Regions from separate parts of the Homo sapiens genome. Here region 2 is linked to region 1. Evidence: read pairs that join two places in POLR2A ChIA-PET (ENCODE). Cell type or tissue: PC-9. All regions are shown on one strand. Each heading gives the region's core, and the rest is flanking DNA. Links, peaks and the distances in the headings are about the cores only.

Region 1 (5,381 bases), core at 122-5,121:
GTGTTTCCTCATGGTGTTAATGGTTGGCACTGCTCCATTCAGGACCAAAAGCATGAAGCCTGGCTCAGTTTATAGAGACAGACGGAAGACATCTGCCTTATTACCACTTTGATCTTTAACCAAAAACCAATCCAATGCCTTTAAATGATTTTTAATCGTGTGCTCTACTTAGTCAAGAGAACATTTGCCAAATCCTTTATGATCCTTGACTACAAGTTCTTGAGATATGAGTCGGCAGATTAGGTCTGAGAACAAGGCAGGAAGAATAAAAAAGCAGCATTTTGCAAACAGAACTCAAAGCCTAGGACATTCATAAAGCTGGTCCACATTACTTTTTTAAATTTAAAAAGGCACAGAAGGAATAAGTGAAAAATAAACCTCCCTCTCACGCAGGGCCAGCTCCATCCATATAGAAAATTTTATCGTTGAACCTGTGTTTTGTAAATGAAGTCCTTCAGGACAGTGAAGCATGCAGGGAGCAGAGGAGACACATGATAAGTGTCTGCTGTTCCGTTCTCTGTTTGCATGTACTATATCCCGTGCCTCATGAGCATAGAATTCCAGTGGACCTGCGATGCATGGAGTTTGGTGACATTCAAAGGGAGCAGAAGGTCAGTGGATCATGTGTACAAGTGGGCATGGGGTGGGGGGAGTACCTGAGAGGCTGTGCTTTCTATTTGAACTAGAACTTGCTTTGGAACACGGAAAGAAGGTGTTATCAGTTTCTGGGGCTGCCATAACAAAGTACAACAATGGGATGGCTTGAAACAAGAGAACTTTCCTCTCTCACGATTCTGGGTACTAGAAGTCCCAAATCAAGGCATCAGTAGGGCCACACTCCCTCTGAAAACTCTAAGGAAAAATTCTTTTTTCCTCTTCCTGGTTTTTGGGGGTGGCCAGGTATTACAACTGGAGTCCCTTGTTCTTCCTTGGCTTGTAGCTACAGCACTCCAGACCCTGCCTGTGTCTTCACACGGGCTTCTTCTCTTTCTCTTCACGTAGTCTTCTTTTTCTTCTTCTTTTTTTGTTTTTTTTTTTTGAGATGGAGTCTCACTCTGTTGCCAGGCTGGAGTGCAGTAGCACAATCTCGGCTCACTGCAACCACTGCCTCCAGGGTTCAAGCAATTCTCCTGCCTCAGCCTCCCCAGTAGCTGGGATTACAGGCACGCACCACCATGCCTGGCTAATTTTTGTATTTTTAGTAGAGACAGGGTTTCACCATGTTGACCAGGCTGGTGTTGAACTCCTGACCTCAGGTGATCTACCCACCTTGGCCTCCCAAAGTGCTGGAATTACAGGCGTGAGCCACCACGCCGGGCCATGTCTTCTTACAAGGACACCGGTCATATTGGACTAAGGGCCCACCCTACTCAATATGATGTCATCTGAACTAATGACATCTGCAATGAACCTATTTCCTAATAAGGTCACATTGTGAGCTACTGAGGGTTAAGACTTCAACTTATCTTTTGTGGAGGTACACCATTCAATCCATAACAGAAGGCAATAGTATTCTAGGAAAGATGAATGACCGGGGAACCCTATCATATGCTTTCTTAGGGGTGTTGTGTCCCTGTGTTAGGCAACCATGTATTATGACATAAATAGAAAGGGAAAAATGGGGCAACCCATAGTTCCTCTTCCTTCAGCTCTTCCTTACTCATTAGTATTATGCCTAAGGTAGAGCGTGTTGATTGGATGTGCATGTATCGAGAGTGAAATAAAAATAGTTAACTTAATTTTGTGGAGTGTTTTCACCATTACGGAAAGAATGAAATATATATGCATGTTCAGGCTACAAAATAGAATTTGTGTAATTTCAGTGATTTTGCATGTGAGCTGTGTTCTTATTTTTGCATTTAAAACTGGCATGCATAATATAAATGATAAAAACTCTTGCTAATACTTTACATTTTGAATTTTTCTTTGCTGAAAATGACATTAAATAGCATATTTTAAAAATATCTCAATAAAAAATTTTTAGAAAGAACTCACAACAAGTTGAGAGAGGGCTCCGTAAACTGTCCAAAAACTATCTCACACTGCTCCCACTCTGTCCCACCTGACTGCCATCCCAGAAGAAATTCATTTATGTTTCCTTCCAAAGATATTCTCTCTTTCTCTTTTGTTTTAAGAGATGGAGTTTTGCTCTGTCATCCAGGCTGGAGTGCAGTGGTATGATCATAGCTCACTGTGGCCTAGAACTCCTGGGTTCAACAAGGGATCCTCCTGCCTCAGCCTTTTGAGTAGCTGGGACTACAAGCAAGGGTCACCTCGCCCAGCCCATGTTGTTTTTAACCTGAAGTCACCCATCTCCTTTGTGAGCAATCCTTGTGGCAAAGTTTTCCCCCTTGCTAGTGATGTATTTTTGTGGATAAATATGAGAAAATTTATCATTTGCGGCATGCTTAGCTTATGCCAGCACTGTGACACATGTCCAAGCAATCACTGAGAGCAGGCTTCCCTACTTCCCAAATAATTATCCATTGCCTTTCTTTCTGTTCTCCCACACCTGCATCTATCTACCCCACACACTTCAGGTTCCTCGAAGACAAGACCTGTATCTTTTCCGTATTTGTATCCCCAACATCTAGCCCAGTGCCTGCAGTAAAGGACGTCGTCAATATAGGTTTACTGAAATAATAAACAACAGGTCAGGCACAGTGACTCAAGTCTGGAATCCCAGTACGTTGGGAGGCTGAGGTGGGAGGATCACCTGAGTCCAGTAGCTTAAGACGAGCCTAGGAAACATAGTGAGACCGTTTCTACAATTTTTTTTGTTTTTTAATTTAGCCAGGTGTGGTGGTGTGCAAGCCTGTTAGTGCCAGCTACTTGGGAGGTTGAGGTGGGGAGATCGTGGCTGCAGTAAGCCCTGATCTCTCCACTGCAGTACAGCCTGAGCAACAGAGCAAGACCCTGTCTCAATAAATAAATAATAAATAAATAAATAAATAAATAAACGATGGATAACATGGATAGCGGAGCTAACGGGGACCTATGGGAATCACCTGGCCCAGACTTCAGACTGGTCAGGAGTTACTGTCCTCATTTTTCAAATGAGATCTAGAAAGTGTGTGACCCTCTATGGGCCACTTATGCTTTTTGGACCTCCTTGTTCATATTAGTAAAATGAGAAAACTACTCTTTCCTTAAAGGACTGTTGTATGACATGAAGAATCATGAGGTATAAATTGCTCTCTAATATTATTTTGTCATCCATAATAATAACAGAGCAGGCTAGAACCTTCCGATGACATTGCTCTTTGGAGCCTGAAGCAAGCTCTGTGAACCCATGGTGAGGCTTGAGTGAGTAGCCTTCCTTCCATGGGCCTCAGTTTCTCCTTCTGTGAAAGGAGGGGGTGGGATTCGATCCCAGAGGACACAATCTGGGGGGATAAGAGGGTCAGGAAGACAACATAACGAGAAGATGACTTACGGCCCTCCTGGTCTAACTTCCCCCACTCCCCAACCTTTGGAAGAAACTTGGAGGGAGAGAAGTATTCCTCTTTATGAGGAAAAAACCGCCTGAGTTTGACAGTCAATGTCCACACCAGCCACAGTGCCAGGAAGCAGTGTGGAGCGATGAGGACTGTGGTTGACCAGTGGGTGCGTGCTGCATCCAGGGTGGGGAGCCCCTTCTGCATCCCCTCAAATTGTGAAAGCTTGGGAATTGGTGCCCACTATTGCCAGATTGTTTGACTTCAAAAGAAAGAGGAAATTGAGATATCTCCTGATTTTAAAATACTGGCTTGACTTTGCCTCTTTCTTTTCTTTCTTTCTTTTCTTTCTTTCCTTTCTTTCTTTCTTTCTTTCTTTCTTTCTTTCTTTCTTTCTTTCTTTCTTTCTTTCTTTCCTTCTTTCTTTCTTTCTTTCTCTCTTTCTTTCTTTTTCTTTCTTTCTTCCCTCCCTCCCTCTGTCCCTTCCTTCCTTCCTTCTTTCCTTCCTTCCTTCCCTCCTTCTCTCCTCTCTGTCTCTCCCTCCCTCTCTCTCTTTCTTTCTTTCTCTCTCTCTCTCTCTCTTTCTTTCTTTCTTTCTTTCTTTCTTTCTTTCTTTCTTTCTTTCTTTCTTTCTTTCTTTCTTTCTTTCTTTCTTTCCTTCTCTCTTTCTCTCTCTCTCTTTTTTTTCCACCATGTGGGCGACACACCACATCAGCCCTGGCTTGGAAACCCTGGCGTAGGTGTGTGATAGGAGCCCTCCAGCCTGACAGGGATTCTGCAGGGAACAATGGGATAAGAGCTTTCCAGACTCCAGGAGGAGGAAATAAAAGGCACCATTAACTTCAACCCCCCTGAGCCTGCCAGCCCTGCTCCTCCAACAGACAATAAACAGGAAGGAGACTGAGACTGGACAGTGAAAGGTGACCAGACAAGCCTGCCGGGGGACCCTCATGCCTAGAAGTTCCTCACTGCCAGCAGCAGGGTGCTGCTTTCCTTGGGCCACCTGGATGCCACAAAGCCACCTTCTATGAGGGGCTTCCGTAGCTTCCAGGGCTGCAAAGACCCAAAGTTCAAGAGCCAAGGATTACGGTCGCAGCCGCTCAGCTGAGGGGACTCAGGCTTGGGGTGGAGAAGGGTTGGGAAATCTATGAAAAATTTCTTGATTACGCAAGTATCATTCTCCTTGTACCACTATTAAAGCACGATTAAAATATTATTAAGATCCTGGCCGGGCGCGGTGGCTCACGCCTGTAATCCCAGCACTTTGGGAGGCAGAGGCAGGTAGATCAGTAGTTCAAGACCAGCCTTGCCAACATGGTGAAACCCTGTCTCCACTAAAAAAATACAACAAAAAAATTAGTTGGGTGTGGAGCCGAGACGGTGCCACTGCACTCCAGCCTGGGCGACAGAGTGAGACTCCGTCTCAAAAAATATATATATTATTAAGATCCTGAACAACACCTCCCCCAACCCTGCCCCCTACCAGCAGGTAACCACTGTGATATTGATGGAATGGTCTTTGGCCAGGCACATAGGCAGTGGGGGTGAGGAAAGGCAGACCAGGTCAGAGCCTACTGTAATAATCCAGCTGAGAGATGGGGCTGGCTTGGGCAGGGGGAAGAGGTGAAGGGAGTGAGGAGGGGCCAGATCTTGAGCATAGTTAGAAACAGGAGCCTATAGGATCTGCTGATGGACTAGATGTGAGGTGTAAGAGAAAGAAATCAGATGACCCCAGGTTTTACCTCTGAACACCTAAAGGGTGAAGTTCCCATTTACTTAGATGTGGAACTTAATCACGTCTCTAAGGACATTTTTGATGTATTGCCCTCTTCCCTCTTTTCCCAACCCAGCCTGCTTCCACCAGCTCAGTATTACAGCTAAGGCTCTAAGACTGCCCCAGACTTCAATGTTGGCTTTGATTTTTTTCTAGTTAATGATCTCAAG
Region 2 (5,381 bases), core at 105-5,104, 210 kb before region 1:
GGTCCCAGCTACTTGGGAGGCTGAGGTGAAAGGATCGCTTGAGCCCAGAAGGTTAAGCCTGAAGTGAGCCATGATGGCACCACTGCACTCCAGGCGGGATGACAGAGCAAGACCTTGCCTCTAAAAAAAAAAAAGGACAGAGAGAGAGGCTAGTGAAGTCTTCTGTCTAGTGATGTAATTAAATGTATCTAAATTACTTTGTTAAAAACGTGGCCAGGCACAGTGGCTCACACCTGTAATCCTAGCACTTTGGGAGGCTCAGGCGGGTGGATCACCTGAGGTCAGGAGTTCTAGACCAGCCTGGCCAACATGGCAAAACCCCATTTCTACTAAAAATACAAAAAAATTAGCCAGGCGTGATGGTGGATGCCTGTAATCCCAGCTACTCATGAGGCTGGCGCAGGAGAATTGCCTGAACCCAGGAGGCAGAGTTTGCAGTGAGCCAAGATCGTGCCACTGCATTCCAGCCTGGGCGACAGAGTGAGACTCCCTCTCAAAAAAAACAAAAACAAACAAACAAACTTAAAGCACAGCTATTCTAGTCTGATCCCATCATTTTAAAATTACAAAGAAGAACACAAAAATAATTCCCTTTCCCTTACATTCTCAAATATGAGCCCTTTTCAATAATGTTTAGAAAGCATACTGGTGGCCAGGCCTTGTGGCTCACGCCTGTAATCCAAGCATTTCTGGAGGCCAAAGCAGGAGTATCGTTTGAGCCTAGGTGTTCAAGACATTGTTGTTACTAAAAATAAAACAATTTACTAAAAATAAAACAATTAGCCAGGTGTGGAGGCACAGGCCTGTAGTCCCTGCTATTCAGAAGGCTGAGGCAGGAGGATCACTTGAGACCAGGAGTTCAAGGCTGCAGTAAGCTATGATCATGCCATTACACTCCAGCCTGAGCAACAGAGACTCTGTCTCTAAGGCAAAAAAAAAAAAAAAAAAAAAAAAACAGGCTGGGCGCGGTGGCTCACAGCTGTAATCCCAGCATTTTGGGAGGCTGAGGAGAGTGGATCACAAGGTCAGGAGATGGAGACCATCCTGTGAAACCCTGTCTCTAATAAAAATATAAAAAATTAGCCGGGCACGGAGGCACACGCCTGTAGTCCCAGCTACTCGGGAGGCTGAGGCAGGAGAATCGCCTGAACCTGGGAGGCAGAGGTTGCAGGGAGGCAGAGGTTGCAGCGAGCCGAGATCGCGCCACTGCACTCCAGCCTGGTGACAGAGCGAGACTCCATCTCAAAAAAAAAAAAAAGAACAAAAATGGAAAAAAGAAAGCAAGCATGCCAGAAGGGGACTATAGGGACAAAACTTACCTACTAAAAGACTATAACAATTTCCTCATAAGCCATCAGCCCCAGGTGCTAATGAGAGAAAGAGAAAAAGATTAAGAAAGAGGTTACAGTGAGCCAAGATCGCACCACTGCACTCCAGACTGGGTGACAGAATGAGACGCCATCTCAAAAAAAAAAAAAAAAAAAAATTCCTCAAAGAAAGGTTACCTAACAACTTATTTTAGTCTGAAATCCTTTTCAAATTCAGTCATCCAGCACTTACTAAACACTGACCTGTGCTTAACAGGCTTCAAAGCTGACAATTTGTACTTCCTCTTATGAACAAGTAGGTTTCACTACTGCCAAATCCAAGCCAATCAAGGCAAAACAGCATGCTATCTAATTTAAGACCCAGGACCATGTAGAAGAAATATGATTTCCAAAAATGTCCAAAGTTCACTATATTGAACTGAAGAGCAATTTATGTTTACAGCAAATAGCTGTTGCCTGGTTGAGTGAGGAACAGAGAACTCTTATTTCTAACTGCCAGGTTAACTCCCCAGCAAAACTATAAACTAAGTGGTATGGCGAAATATAGTTAAGTACATTTTAATTAGAACAAGGTTTTCAAACCCCGGAAAATTTTGTATCATTCAAAAAGGCATCTTGAATATATCTACTATTATCTACCATTTACAATTTTAGGCAATTTTGCTTAAGTAACCTCTGAGCCTTGGTGTCTATCTATGAAATGGGGATTAATAGAATTTACTTCAGCAGATTTGCCAGAGTTAAATGAAACAATGTAAACAAAGTATTTGGCACAGGACTTAGCACAGAAATTGAAAATACATAGTAGCTACTATAAAACACAGAAAGTAAAACTTGGCAACCTTCTTAGATTAAATATGCAGGAAAAAATAAACAAAAATTTAAAACCTCACACATTAAAAAAACAAGAAATATGCAAAAAAGTGAAATTAAGTATTATAGGGATTATGAGTTTTAAAAGGCTAAAATCCACTATTCTATAGTAAGTCAACTACATAAAATTGGTTCAAGGGTAAAGAAATGAAAATTATGGACTGCTTAAACTTATAGATTCAGGAAATCATTTGCAAGACTAATCACCAGCTCTACAATAAGGATTTAGATCAGCCACCCGAGTTGCCCATCCCCACATGATACATTGCTTAGTTTGTAATTATGTCTCATTGTTAACTAACCATTAACCTTTTTTTTTTTTTTTTTTTTTTGAGACAGAGTCTCACTCTTTCACCCAGGCTGGAGTGCAGTGGGGAGATCTCAGCTCACGCAACCTTCACCTCCCAGGCTCAAGTGATTCTCATGTCTCAGCCTCCCAAGTAGCTGGGATTACAGGCACACACCACCACGCTCAACTAATTTTTTTGTATTTTTAGTAGATACAGGGCTTCACCATGTTGGCCAGGCTGGTCTCAAACTCCTGGCCTCAAATGAGCCACCCACCTTGGCCTCCCAAAGTGCTGGGATTTATAGGCATGAGCCACCGTGACCGGCCTTAACCGGGAACCTTTAAAACAGGCTTAACAAATTGATTGTTCTATTAAATACTTTGGCAAACTACCCCCTAAAAATCAGTTATCTCCAAATATGGTCCAAGAATCTTCTGTATCAGAATCACTTTGTTTAAAATGCAAAATGATGGAATGAAGCTCAGAAATCTATGCACATTTCTTTTGACAACCACTGCCCAAAAGTGTTTAGTAAAGGCATTCTATATTAAATCTACCTAGAATATAACTTAATCTCCAATTACTTTCTTGCAATACCTGCCACTACAACAAGCTTCTGTTCTGGTACTGTGTGTCTGAATTTACTCAAGAATTTAGGGAAAACAGGGTAAATAAATACCAGGAAATAATGATGCACTTTATAGACAAAAATAACTACTAACACATCTTTCATTTTTTATCAATATGAAATTAACTCAGCCATTACAGTGAAGATAAGCACATAATATATAAACTCTTTAGTAGTCCCACAGAAAACCTGATCTTAGGAAGATTAGACCTTGTTTCAACAAGAGCTTTACTTTAAAATAGTACACAGTAAAGTACAGTCTTATTTACAGTAAGAGGTTGAAAACCTCATCAGAAACCCCAAGTCCAGGCCAGGCGCGGTGGCTCATGCCTGTAATCCCAGCATTTTGGGAGGCCGAGGCCAGGAGTCCAAGAGCAGCGTGGCCAATATGGTGAAACTCTGTCTCTACTAAAAATACAAAAATTAGCCGGATATGGTGGCAGGCACCTGAAATCCCAGCTACTAGGAAGGCTGAGGCACAAGAATTGTTTGAACCCGAAAGGCGGAGGTTCCAGTGAGCCAAGATTGCACCATTGCACTCTGGCCTGGGCGACAAAAGCGAGACCCATCTCAAAAATAAAAAAAAAGGAAACCCCAAGTCCAATAAAACATGCCTAGCATAGTTTGTGTATAACACATCTAGTGTATAAAATATATTTTTAAGTTTTATTTTTAATTCCATAATTTGTTACAGGATTATTTTTTTTTTCTTTTTTTTCTAGAGTAGCTTCTCCATAGACAGAGCAGGGCTACCCCATAGGCAGAGTGGCCCGGAGGATTCTTTAGACTCAGAATGAAACCAGGTTTAATGCCCAACTAATAATCACTTCTGAAAAAGATCATATTAATGCAACATGCAATGGAAGAGCTCACTCTCAACACATACTGCACAGTAGTGGGCGTCCTAAAGCTGTGTGGGTCAGGGAGTGACTGGCACTTGCCTCTTCTCTGTTTCACTGTGTAAAGCCTTTATTGACATCTTGGCATATAAGCAGAATAATCACCAAAAAAATATTACTTATAATGTACCACAACACAATCATTCAAGCATACTACTTGAGGGCCTAAGTTCTCAACCTGGACACTGTAGTATAAGCTACTGATACCACTACTCACTGCTTCACCAGAATGGCTGTATATTTTTCCCACCAAAAGTAGGGCTATTGCACCATACGTTTCATGGTCTCTGTAAAGAAAAGAAATCATTGTCTTGGTTTATATTTCCTCAAAAAACACGTAAATTTTCTACAAATTGCTTTCAAGAACTTAGTGAAAACTGAAGTTTCCTAAGGAAATCATCAATTATTTTTAATCCAACAGTACCCCCATGTACACACACACAGTATTTGTAAAAACATCAATTCTGAAATACAGCTAGCTACCCCCTTTAATATGCACATACCACAAAATTAAAATGCCCAAGCATTTTTTTAAGAGATGGGGTCTCAGTATGTTGCCAAGGCTGGTTCAAACCTCAGGGTTCATGTGATCTTCCTGCCTCAGTCTCCCAAAGTGCTGGGATTACAGGCAAGAGACACCATGCCCAGCCACACAAGTTTTTATTTTTTGTCTTCAGATAGAGTCTCACTCTGTCACCCAGGCTGGAGTGCAGTGGCACAATCTCAGCTCACTGCGACCTCTGCCTCCCAGGTTCAAGCAATTCTCGTGCCTCAGCCTCCTGAACAGTTGGGATTACAGGTGCACACCACCACACCCAGCTAATTTTTGTATTTTTAGTAGAGATGGGGTTTCGCCATGTTGGCCAGGCTGGTCCCAAACTCCTGGCCTCAAGTGATCCACCCACCTCAGCCTCCCAAAATGCTAGGATTACAGTCATGATCCACTGCACCCAGCTACACAAGCATTTTCGAGCATAAACCCTTACTTCATGATTCCTTATTTCCTGTCACATCCCCTGCTCCAAAAAAAAAAAAAATGATTCAGAAAGACCTTTCAGGATTTTTCACTTTTTTCCCCCCATTTAAAAGCTTCTGCAAGAAGATTTTTAAGGATTTCCAGGTGGCTTTATAACTATGAGGAGTGAAGAACTACCTCTTCAGAAGCCTGGGCTGAAGGCTTTTGCTCTTTGCAAATAGTCTTGAGTGGTTCAATTTTCTTATGTCTGCAATACTAAACTTAGGACTGTGTTTAAGGGATAGACCTAAAAGTTTGCCAGCAGGTAAGACATCCATAATCATTTCTACTGACCCAAAACAAGGAGAGGCTTTGAAGAGAGGCCTTGATAAGGCTGTGGTTCTTGCC

Evidence for each region. ChIA-PET counts read pairs that join two places held together with the same protein. Peaks named below come from ENCODE experiments on the same cell type or tissue, not always from the same donor. Only the 100,000 strongest peaks of a DNase experiment are listed, where the experiment ranks them.
Region 2: POLR2A ChIA-PET joins it to region 1 with 7 read pairs; 2 of 35 experiments call an interaction of 5 or more read pairs at or near these places.

What each region holds. Positions count from the first base shown.
Region 1 is chr5:160,316,997-160,322,377 of GRCh38, forward strand. It overlaps a transcript of CCNJL not described here. Among named protein-coding and RNA genes, the nearest start is that of CCNJL, 7.1 kb to the left of the region's middle. In PC-9, for the core only: no CTCF peak of the experiment used is centred there; no DNase peak of the experiment used is centred there; H3K27ac peaks cover 936 bases.
Region 2 is chr5:160,104,310-160,109,690 of GRCh38, forward strand. The region is part of intron 1 of PWWP2A (PWWP domain containing 2A); the gene reads right to left. Among named protein-coding and RNA genes, the nearest start is that of PWWP2A, 12 kb to the right of the region's middle. RefSeq lists a silencer at 1,510-1,710. In PC-9, for the core only: no CTCF peak of the experiment used is centred there; no DNase peak of the experiment used is centred there.